2 separate regions of the Homo sapiens genome follow, and region 2 is linked to region 1. Evidence: read pairs that join two places in POLR2A ChIA-PET (ENCODE). Cell type or tissue: PC-9. All regions are shown on one strand. Region 1 overlaps TSPAN15 (tetraspanin 15). Region 2 has its middle 21 kb from the start of SRGN.

Region 1 (5,000 bases):
ATATATTTTTTATTTTCCAGGCACATAGGTTCAAGTTGCCCTGAATATGCACGCCTTTAAATTTATTTTTAAAAGGAGGCTTTATATCAGTATTATGAATGGGAAACCAAGACGCCCATCATAAATAGCAGGTAAAGGTTTAAAATAAGTACAGTACAGGGAAAACAAAACAATGATACTAAATCCTAGCTGGATGTCATGGGTGCTGAAGGCTGTGACCCTGACGCCTACCCTCTCTGTTCAAAAGGTAGGTTGGCAAGTGCTTGAGGGGCTGAAAGACAAACTAGCACCCAAACTGAGACCCGCTCCTTGATGCAATCGGAGGGGTCGAAAGGGCATTGAACGAGGAAAGCTCAGTCTGTAAGTCCCTATGATAGGTATACCCCTAAACCACTTATGGTTATCTGTCCCACACTCAGGGCCCTCTTGTTTTCGGCAGGGAACTTTGGGGCTGCAAAAGGGTGTGTTTGAGGCTCACTTGTCAGAGCTGGCATGTACCCCAGGTCCCTGCATCCTCAGGTAGGTGCTCCTTGGCCCTTCCAGTAAGTCATGGGGATGTCTGCGGGAGAAATGAGCTCACGCTGAGGCACTTAGAGCCTCCTTTTCCCACCACACAGGGTGAATCATTCTGACACATGCGCCCTCAGCCCATTGGGGACACACCTCTAATTTTAGCACTGCCCACGGGGTATCTTAGAGATCCGTTTACAGGACTGCTTTTCCTTGCTGGACTGTGGGCTCCCAGAGGTCAGGATTGTAGTTCATCCATATCCTCCTCTGAATGCTGCCCCTGGGGCCTGTGCACACAGTAGGTGCTCAGGGGAGGCATGTTGCATGATGGTGATTGAGTCCCACTTGTACCTACAAGGCGAGGATCCAGCTTGGGGCAGAGGCCTGGCTGGGGGTGTAACCCGCAGTGGTCAGGTCTGCTGAGGCCTTGACTTTGCAAAGTGGGCAGGGCTGATCATGGTGCTACGGACTCTCCACAGAGCACCAAGCCTGTTTCCTTGATAACAGGGTAGGACTTTCAAGTGGGTAAAGGTGTCATGGCTGGGGAGTGTTGACTAATCAGGAAGAAAAGGACTTGGTGGGAGTTGGGGGCAAGTAGGGAGGAGCTGAGGGTGGGTAGGTGGTGGAGGCAGCAAATGCCAGAGGCAATAGGAACTCTTTCTGGGCTTTCTCCAAGGATGAACCTGCTTATTAGAGCTTGGCCTGTGATTTCTTACATTTCTTATAGTTTAATGGTTAAGAGTGTGGGCTGTGTACCAGGTTGCCTGGGTTCAAATCCCAGCTCTGACACTTAAAGGTTAAGTGGCCTAGACATAACTTCCATGCACCTAACCTACCTGAAGAGTTGCTAAGCAGATTAGATGGATTAATACATCTGAAGAGCTTAGAGTGGTGCCTGGCACATGATGAACACTCCATCAACTAGTCATGGATTAGTCGTTCTTTTCCTGCCTTCCTCTCTAGCCTTGCTGCTCAAGAGCCATAGACTAAGAATGAGAAGGGCTGTTAAAGACACCTCTAGTGCAGCCTTTTAAATTTACCGATAAGAAATCAGAGGCCTGAAGAGAAGTGAGTTGCCTGAAAGCCCACAGCAAGTCAGTGACAGGCCAAGACCAGATCCAGGCTGCCTGACTCCAGTTTCTTCCTCGGGCCCCCATGACCTTTCCAGGCGCCATGTATGTTTCTCCCTGGTCTCAGGGTGAGGGTAGAAGATAACCTTTCTGAAAGAGGCCACGTCCCTGGCCTCCCAGTGAAGCACTAGGTGAAGCCAGGCCAAAAAGAAAGCACTTCTCTGGAGACAGTTTCCAGGAGATTTTTACTTTCGAGAAGAGCTTTATTATTTTTGTGAAAATCATACATGCGCATAGCTTAAAAGATTCAAGCCATTTGGGAAAGTACAACGAAAACAGCAAAAGTCCCCTTTGATTCTACCACTGGGATTCAGCCACTGTTATATGTTGGTAAACATCCATCTGGACATCTTGTACATATATGTAGACATTTTATTTCTTTAATTATCTTTCTTATTGTGTTTGATTTGTCGAGCAAAGTTCATTTTCTGGCTCTAGGTAAGCATTCCAAATAGTGAAACTCAAATAGTGAAGCTGAAAGTGGGGCAGCCTTCATATTGGAGAAGTGGCCAGCCGTGCCTAACGGGCTGTCAGAGATGATCTCATAGCATCAGACTGGGCTCAGGCCTCGGGCACAGAGAGGTCCTCCCCTCCCCCAGTCTGGCCACAGAGCCTTTAAAATCCAGAGAATCAGGGCTGCAGCCCTGCCAGGGGTTTGGAGAACCTTCCAACACCTTCATTTTATAGATGAGCAAACTAAGGCCCTGAGAAGTGTCCTTCGCTCTTAACCTAGACTTTGTACATGGTCTCGTTCCCCGCTTTAATAGAGGAATTGCTTTATGTCGTAGGACTGGACCTTGCTGCCTTTGGGTTGGTTCCTGGAGAAGCAGGAATAACCACCTGCCCTCCTGCCCGGAGGCCTTTCTTCCCAGGTGACTCACAGTGCCACCCTGGGGTGGGGCTCACGGTCAACCTGATAAGGGACTGATAATGAAATTTCTGTACCAACTGGCTCCACACAGGGGAAAGATGTTTTCTGGGTAAGTCTGGTCAGAAGAGGTTGATGGGGGGAAAACAAAACAGACAAAAAAAAAAAAAAAAAAAACAACAACAAAACAACCTTTCCCAGAGAGAACTTTTAGATGTGAATGGGTTTGAATTGACTTCTTGTTGGAAGGCAGGAGCATTCAGTCTTAACCAGCCGTGCTCTCTGGTTGGTTGGTTTGTTCATTAAGTCAACAAATAGTTATTTGATGCCTACTGAATGCCAGGCACTGTGATACCGTGATAGGTGTGGGAAGCAACTATGAACAAGACAGGTTTAGTCCAGGCCTTGGAAGACAGAGCAGTAAATAAATATCACTTGTGATAGGTGCTAAGGAGAAAATTAGGGAGCAAGTGGGGAGGGATGGGCGTTTCCACTTTCGATGATGTGGTCAGGGAAAGCCTTTATGAGGAGCTGACATTTCAGCTGAAGCTCAAATAGAGAAGGAGCCAGCCATAAAGACTTGTCCAGAGCATCCCAGGCAGAGAGAGCCATGAGTTCAAAGTCCCTGAGGCAGGTCGCAAGCATGGCTACAGCAGATGAGGAAGCCCGGGAAGGGCTGCGCTGTGGGTGGAGAGGGTGGCAGGGGCCTGGCTGTGTGAAGAGTTTGGGGTTCGAGTGACTGAGAAGCAGGGTTTCATTGTCAGGCCCTGTGGTCTTGCCATCCAGAGACCTAGATCAGGTGTTGGCTATTCTGTGTGACACTGGGTAAAGGACCAGCTCTCTGAGCCTCCGAGATGCCTCCTCTGTGGGTACCCCAGAGGGCAGTGGGGAGGATCCTGTGAGATGAGAGGTGCCAAAGCACGGGGCCTACTCTAGGGTCCCCCACCCACGGAGGGAGGGAGACTCTAGGCACCCCCCCCCCACGAATGGAGGGAGACTCTAGGGCTCCCTGCCCACGGAGGGAGGGAGAGTCACCTGGGAGCCTTGCATTGCTCAGGGGTAGTTGGGGAGATGAGATGAGATGAGATGAGATGAGATGAGATGAGATGAGATGAGATGAGAACCTCTGGAATCCGTCTTGTCAGAGGAGGCTCCTTTGCCCCTGGGGGTACTCAGCCTGCCTAGAACAGATGGCTATGGAACCAACTCCTCCAGCCAGCTGGTCTGACCCCTAGGGTGTGCATGTGGTCTTTTCCAGAGGCTGGGCCCCTCCCACCCCTTAGTTTCTGGGCTACCATGGCACACTGTCAGAAGCACTAGGCCACAACAGGCACGCGGGGCCAGGCAGGCCGTCTGAGAAGTGTCCTGCTAGGCTCTGAGGGGTCCCAGCCCTCGGTCAGCATGAGTTGTTCAGCTCCAAGCTAGGCCCCTGGGCTGGTGGAGGTGAGGAAGAGACACCGTAGAGACACTGTAGACTTACGATGTCACCTTCCCCAGCTAGAGGGTTGGCCTGTGAAGGAGCTGGCAGCCATCTCTGCCTCTGGCGATGTGCCATGTTAGCCCAGGAACTAAGGGGTGGGAAGGGCCCAGTCCCTGGAAAAGACCACATGCACGCCCAAGGGGTCAGACCAGCTGGCTGGAGGAGCTGGTTCCATCAAGGGCCAGTCTGAGCTAGGCTGCCTGACTGTGGTGGCCTGACCACCACATTTTGCTTCATCTCTTTGGATTCTCAGAGTGACCCTTGAGCTGGGCTGGACAGGGGGTCTTGTCCTGTTTTACAGAGGAGTCTTTGGGAGGACTCTGAGGGCTTCACTGGGCAGGGAGGCCTCGCAGAGAGGAGTGGAGATGAGTCTTAGGAGAGGGAGGGCGGGCTACAGAATGTTTTTTGGGCCTGAGTGTTGAGGTCAGAAATGTCCTCTGGGAAGACCAGGTCTGGAGGCCAAGCAGAGCTGAGGAGGATGAGCACTTCTTGGTTGGCGGGTGAGGAGAAGGTCCATGTGACAAGTCATGGACAACTCTCTGTGCCTTGGTTTTCTTGTCTGCTGGGAGGGGATAACTGTTGTGCTGCCCACAGGGGTGAGGCTTAGATGAGGCAGTGCCCACAGAGCGCTGAGTGGGCATCTGGCTGGGTAACCGTTCATGCAGATGCTGGGAGGAGACGCCGTCTGCCACGTGTCTCACCACAGTTTGCTTCATCTCTTTGCATTCTCAGAATGACCCCATGTGCCTTGTCCCATTTTATAGAGGAGGAGACTAAGGCCCTGAGCGGGGAAGTAACTTGTGTGAGAACCATCATTTGCATGTGTTCCTGGGACAAGAACTGTTTCACTGTGGGAAAGGTTACTGTTGGGTTTTAATTTTTTCCAAAAGGGACTTTCTCGCCAAGACATTTGCATCTGGGCCTGCAGGGAAGCAAGTATTTCACTGGAGGGTGGAAGGAAAACAGCCTTGGCCCAGATGGGCTTGTTTTTCCCTCTTCAGAGCCCTCCCAC
Region 2 (5,000 bases), 390 kb before region 1:
TCGGGATTTCGAGACCAGCCTGGGCAACAAGTTGAAACCCCATCTGTACTAAAAATACAAAAATTAGCCAGGTGTGGTGGAACGTGCCTGTAATCCCAGCTACTCGGGAGGCTGAGGCAGGAGAATCGCTTGAACCTGGGAGGTAGAGGTTGCAGTGAGCCGACATTGCGCCACTGCACTCCATCCTAGGTGACAGAGTGAGATCCTGTCTCAGAAATAAATAAATAAACAAAAATAAAATAAAATGTTTAAACACACAGCAAAATGGAAAGAATCCTACAGTGAGCAGCTGTGTATCTACCACCTAGATTCTATCTTGGACATGTGACTATGCTTTGTCACACATCAATCCCAACACTCATTCCTCTAACATCAGGATTTCTTAAAGCCTCAATTCCCCAATATTCAGCCACGTTTGAGAACCAAGAGCTAGAGTTTCTGGGCTCCTGCTCTGTAAAGCTCTTTCTGGCTATGATCTGGGGTTCTCTGTGATGCCCTCCCCATCCCTAAGGGTTTGTTGAACAAGAATACATGCATTTATTGAGCACCTACTGAGTACCATTGAGGCTCCCCTTTCCTTGAGCTGACTCTAGTGGTAGATTTCTTCTTCCGAAATGTTTTAAAGCCAGGAAAATTCAGACTAAGGAGCCCCGTGTACTCAGTGTGAGGTCCTCTACTGGTGGGGAGGGTCTTGCTGTGCCACCACCACCAAGACCTGACGATCTGGAGGTGACTTGTCCCAGACCTCCTATCTAACAAAAGACTGGGAAGAAATGAAGCTTCTGGAGAGGGATCCCTATTCGCTCATTCCAGGGTACTCTCCAAGCTGTCATTGTGGGTTCTGTATCCTGCCCTCAGAGCTCAAGGCTTTATAGGGTCAAGCAAACTGCTCTTCGGAGTACAGTGTGATTCTATGTGATAAATGCTCTGCCAAATCAACCAAGGTTTGCAAAGCACTGGACGTACACTTTGGAGGGGAAAATAATACAGGGCTCTGCTGTGTGGAAGCTTCCAGAAGAGCGAACCTGACCAAGAACCATCCCTCCCTCCCCACACCATGGGTGTACAGCTGGCCCTCTGGGGCCTTGGAGTATAGAGGAAGAGGGAGAACCCACAGACATGCATAAGCTTGCTCTAGGCTGCCCGGGTTTCCAGCTGGGCACCTTTGGTTTTTCTTCCACTTCAGCTTCTGGCAGCTGGGGTTGGGGTAAGGGACCAGAGAGCTGCATTTATGTAGGAGACAGTCTTGGTGGGGTGGAGTAAATGAATGTGTGCTCTTGTTTTTGTTTCTAGGGAAACAGTGGAAAAGTTGCTAAATGTGGAAACCCAAGCTGTGGGTCTCTTTCTGGGGTTTCTTTCTCATCCTCTGTGTGGAGTGGCAAGTGGAGAGGAGAAAGTTTCAGAGGGAAGCCAACCCACGCAGTAATTCCCCCAGGGACACAGGCTGAACTTGCAATCCCAGCGGGCAGGAGGCGGGTTCGGGATTTCCTGGCTGGTCAGTAGGGTTAGAGGGTTCATTCTGAAATAAAGGGGGTTTTCCCTCCATCACCAATGAGATCAGAAGAGCTACCGTTTGGAAATACAACCCTGTGTGGAGGTAGTTTCAGCTCTGCTGGTGACTAAAGCTTGGGAGTGGGGACTTCCTCAAACACTTTTCTTCAGTCACTTTGAAAATGTCTGACTCTTCTGGCTCCCTCAGACTGGAGTCTGTTTTGCTGGGGCTTTTAGTGTGACTCATTTTGTATGTCTTCCAAGGTGTCTTCACATTTAACAAAAATGGTTTGCTGGTTTCTTGTGTCTTTAAGGCCCAAGGACCTTAAGCTCTGTGAGGACCATGGCTGCCTGGTGACTCGCTGGGCCTCCAGTGACCTCAGCACAGGACCTGGACAGACTGTGTTCTCCACATACATGGCTTGTTCCACAAACACTGCAGTTTTCCACAACACCAACCAACCCACCAAACAAACAACCCAAATCACGCCAGTCCTGTCATGGGGAATGGTTTTGTCATTTTAGCACATGAACCAGAATGGCAGGAGCCAGGAGAGAAAAGCATGTAGCTCTTCCAAAAAAGCTAATAAGGAAGATTAGGCAGGAAGATACAAAAATATAAATGGTAGAAAAATACAATCTGGTAAGCATGTTGTGATTGCTACTACTCTAAAACATGATGTAGTTAAAAACTGGGCCAGGCATGGTGGCTCACACCTGTAATCTTAGTGCTTTGGGAGGCTGAGACAGGAGGATTGCTTGAGCTCAGGAGTTGGAGGTTACAGTGAGCTATGATTGAGCCACTGCACTCCAGCCTGGGTGACAGAGTGAGACCCTATCTCTAAAAATCCAAAACAAACAAACAAAACTGGCCGGGCTCAGTGGCTCATGCCTGTAATGCCAGCACTTTGGGAGGCCGAGGCAGACAAATCACCTGAGGTCAGGAGTTCGAGACCAGCCTGGCCAACACGGTGAAACCCTGTCTTTATTAAAAAAGTATAAAAATTAGCCGGGCATGGTGGCACGTGCCTGTAATCCCAGCTACTCAGGAGGCTGAGGCAGGAGAATCACTTGAACCTCCCGGGAGGCAGAGGTTGCAGTAAGCTGAGACTGCGCGCCATTGCACTCCAGACTGAGTGACAAGATCAAAACTCTGTCTCAAAAAAAAAAAAAAAAAAAAAAAAAAAAAAAAGAAAAGAAGAAAACCTGGAAGGCAAAGGCAAATGGAAATGATTGTGTTAGTGAGATTACGGGCAGCGACCGTTAAAGGTTTTTCTTAAATTCTAAATGTTACACCATTATTGCAATATAAAAACCAAACCTTTGTGGCTATACTTCATGATGGACACAGCCAGGGCTTGCATGGCAGAAGTCCTTTGGTGTCCTGGCTAGATGAAACTACTTGAGGAATGGGTCCACTTTTTTCATGCATCTCCCCATGGCCTCACACCTAGTAGGACCACACCTAGCACATAATAGGTGCTCAGTAAATACTCATTGAATTAGTGGTTCAGTGTGCAGATTATGCCAAAGGGTGACATCTTTTTGGAGGTACCCAGGGGCATTCTTTTCGGTGAGGGGACACAACAAACGATTATTACTGTACTTGAGAGGTGCTTAGGGGACAAGTTTTCTCTCGTTGCTCAGGCTGGAGTGCAGTGGTGTGAACATGACTCACTGCAGTCTCAACCTCCTGGGCTCAAGCGATCCTTCCACCTCATCCTCCCAAGAAGCTGGGACTACAGGTGTGCACCACCATACCCAGCTAATTTTTAAAGATTTTTGTAGTGACGGGGTCTCTCCATGTTGCCCAGGCTGATCTTGAACTCCTGGGCTTAAGCAATCTTCCCAGCTTGGTCTCCTAAAGTACTGGGATTATAGGCATGAGCCACCTTGCCAGGCCTCCAGAGGCATTTTGATTGGAAGAGAAGACTTGGGAAAAGAAATTGTATCTGACCTGAAAACCACCATCCAAAGGAAAATAAGTCTTGTCAACTCTCATCTTGATTGCATATAAGTTGGTTCTCTTCAATTAATGTGATTTAGTAAATGTATTATCAAATTACTTATCTGTTTATTTGAACTCCTAAGCTTTTCCGCATGTAAATAAAATCACAAAAGAGGAGGAAATACCCCTTGTTAGATGTGGGACCTCATTCTGAGTCCAGAGTCCAAGGAAGGTGATGAAGCCTTGCTCTCAGGGAGGAGCGGCTGCCTAACTCATGTCTCCTTGTGGCTCAGGACCCAGAATCGGTCACCACAGGATGGCCTCCCTCTTGCTTCCAATGCAGGCATCTGTGGAGCTGAGCAGCAAGGTGTTTGCTGCCAGCTCTCCCTTCCTGGGGTCTTGGTGCCTGGGTCCACAACTAGGCCAGCCTCACCAGCACCTTTGTCAGGACATGGGTGGACTTGGCTTGGCGGGGAGGAGCAAGTGGGATGTTTTTGGCATGGTTTGATATTTGCTAACTGGTAAAGGTCTTGCTCCAAATATTCCCTCACCAACCACTTCTGTGTCTGAAATCCCTGTCAGTCTTTGAGAGCAGGGTTTTGAAGATCCCTGCTCAGGTACAGATCTGGAAAGGGGGCCTTTCTGAGCCATTTCTTTAAGGGAAAAAGGGCTGCAAGGTGACTCCACTCTGGGGAAAATGAACCACCAAGTCAGGTTGGAAGGAATTGTGTCTGGGAGCTATTCATGATGTGTCCCTAGCCAGGGAGGCTCAGACCAAATTCTGTCTTTCCTAGTGAGTCTGCCTGGACTACTGATATTAATTCATACACACCGCTAGTTGGTTGCTCAACTTGCAAGACCCTGAGAGAATGGAATGCAATACAGACAACCGTTGGCTTCTTACCCATTGTTTCCCAAGCAGTGCACGAAGCCCTCTACATGTGATATTCTCTTTCTTTTTCCTTCCTTTTTTTTTTTTGAGACAGAGTCTCATTGTCACCCAGGTTGCAGTGCAGTGGCACAATCTTGGCTCACTGCAACCTCCGCTACCCAGGTTCAAGCGATTCTCCAGTCTCAGCCTCCCACGTAGCTGAGACTACAGGCGTGTGCCACCATGCCCAGCTAATTTTTGTATTTTTAGTAGAGATGGGATTTCGCCACGTTGACCAGGCTGGCCTCGAACTCTTGACCTCAGGTGATCCACCCACCTCGGCCTTTCAAAGTGCTGGGATGAGCCACCACGCACGACCCACGTGATATTCTCTTTCAATTTTCCCAACAACCATGTGAGGTAGAAATATCCCTACTTTATAGGAACAAAAATGGAGGCTCAGAGATAAGCCACTTGCCCAGTGTCATGCGGCTAAACATAGTTATGCTGATTAACAGCTAGTACCATTGAGTGCTGCGGGCCAAGGCACTACAAAGGATTCCTGTTTCAACTCACTTGATCCTCATTACATGCTTGTGGAACCCCCTTTTAACAGATGTGGAAACTGGAGTACAGGGAGGTTAAACAGGCTCTCCGAGGCATTCAGCTGGCAGACGTCAGATGTCAGCC

What was found. Peaks named below come from ENCODE experiments on the same cell type or tissue, not always from the same donor. Only the 100,000 strongest peaks of a DNase experiment are listed, where the experiment ranks them.
Region 2: POLR2A ChIA-PET joins it to region 1 with 5 read pairs; 2 of 35 experiments call an interaction of 5 or more read pairs at or near these places.

What each region holds. Positions count from the first base shown.
Region 1 is chr10:69,456,441-69,461,440 of GRCh38, forward strand. The region is part of intron 1 of TSPAN15 (tetraspanin 15); the gene reads left to right. Among named protein-coding and RNA genes, the nearest start is that of TSPAN15, 7.5 kb to the left of the region's middle. In PC-9, no CTCF peak of the experiment used is centred here; DNase peaks (open chromatin) are centred at 631, 2,151, 2,501 and 2,871; H3K4me3 peaks cover 1,788 bases; H3K27ac peaks cover 4,828 bases.
Region 2 is chr10:69,064,433-69,069,432 of GRCh38, forward strand. No RefSeq gene overlaps it. Among named protein-coding and RNA genes, the nearest start is that of SRGN, 21 kb to the right of the region's middle. RefSeq lists enhancers at 1,001-1,140, 1,641-1,840, 3,193-3,362, 4,589-5,000 and a cis regulatory region at 3,278. In PC-9, no CTCF peak of the experiment used is centred here; no DNase peak of the experiment used is centred here; H3K27ac peaks cover 513 bases.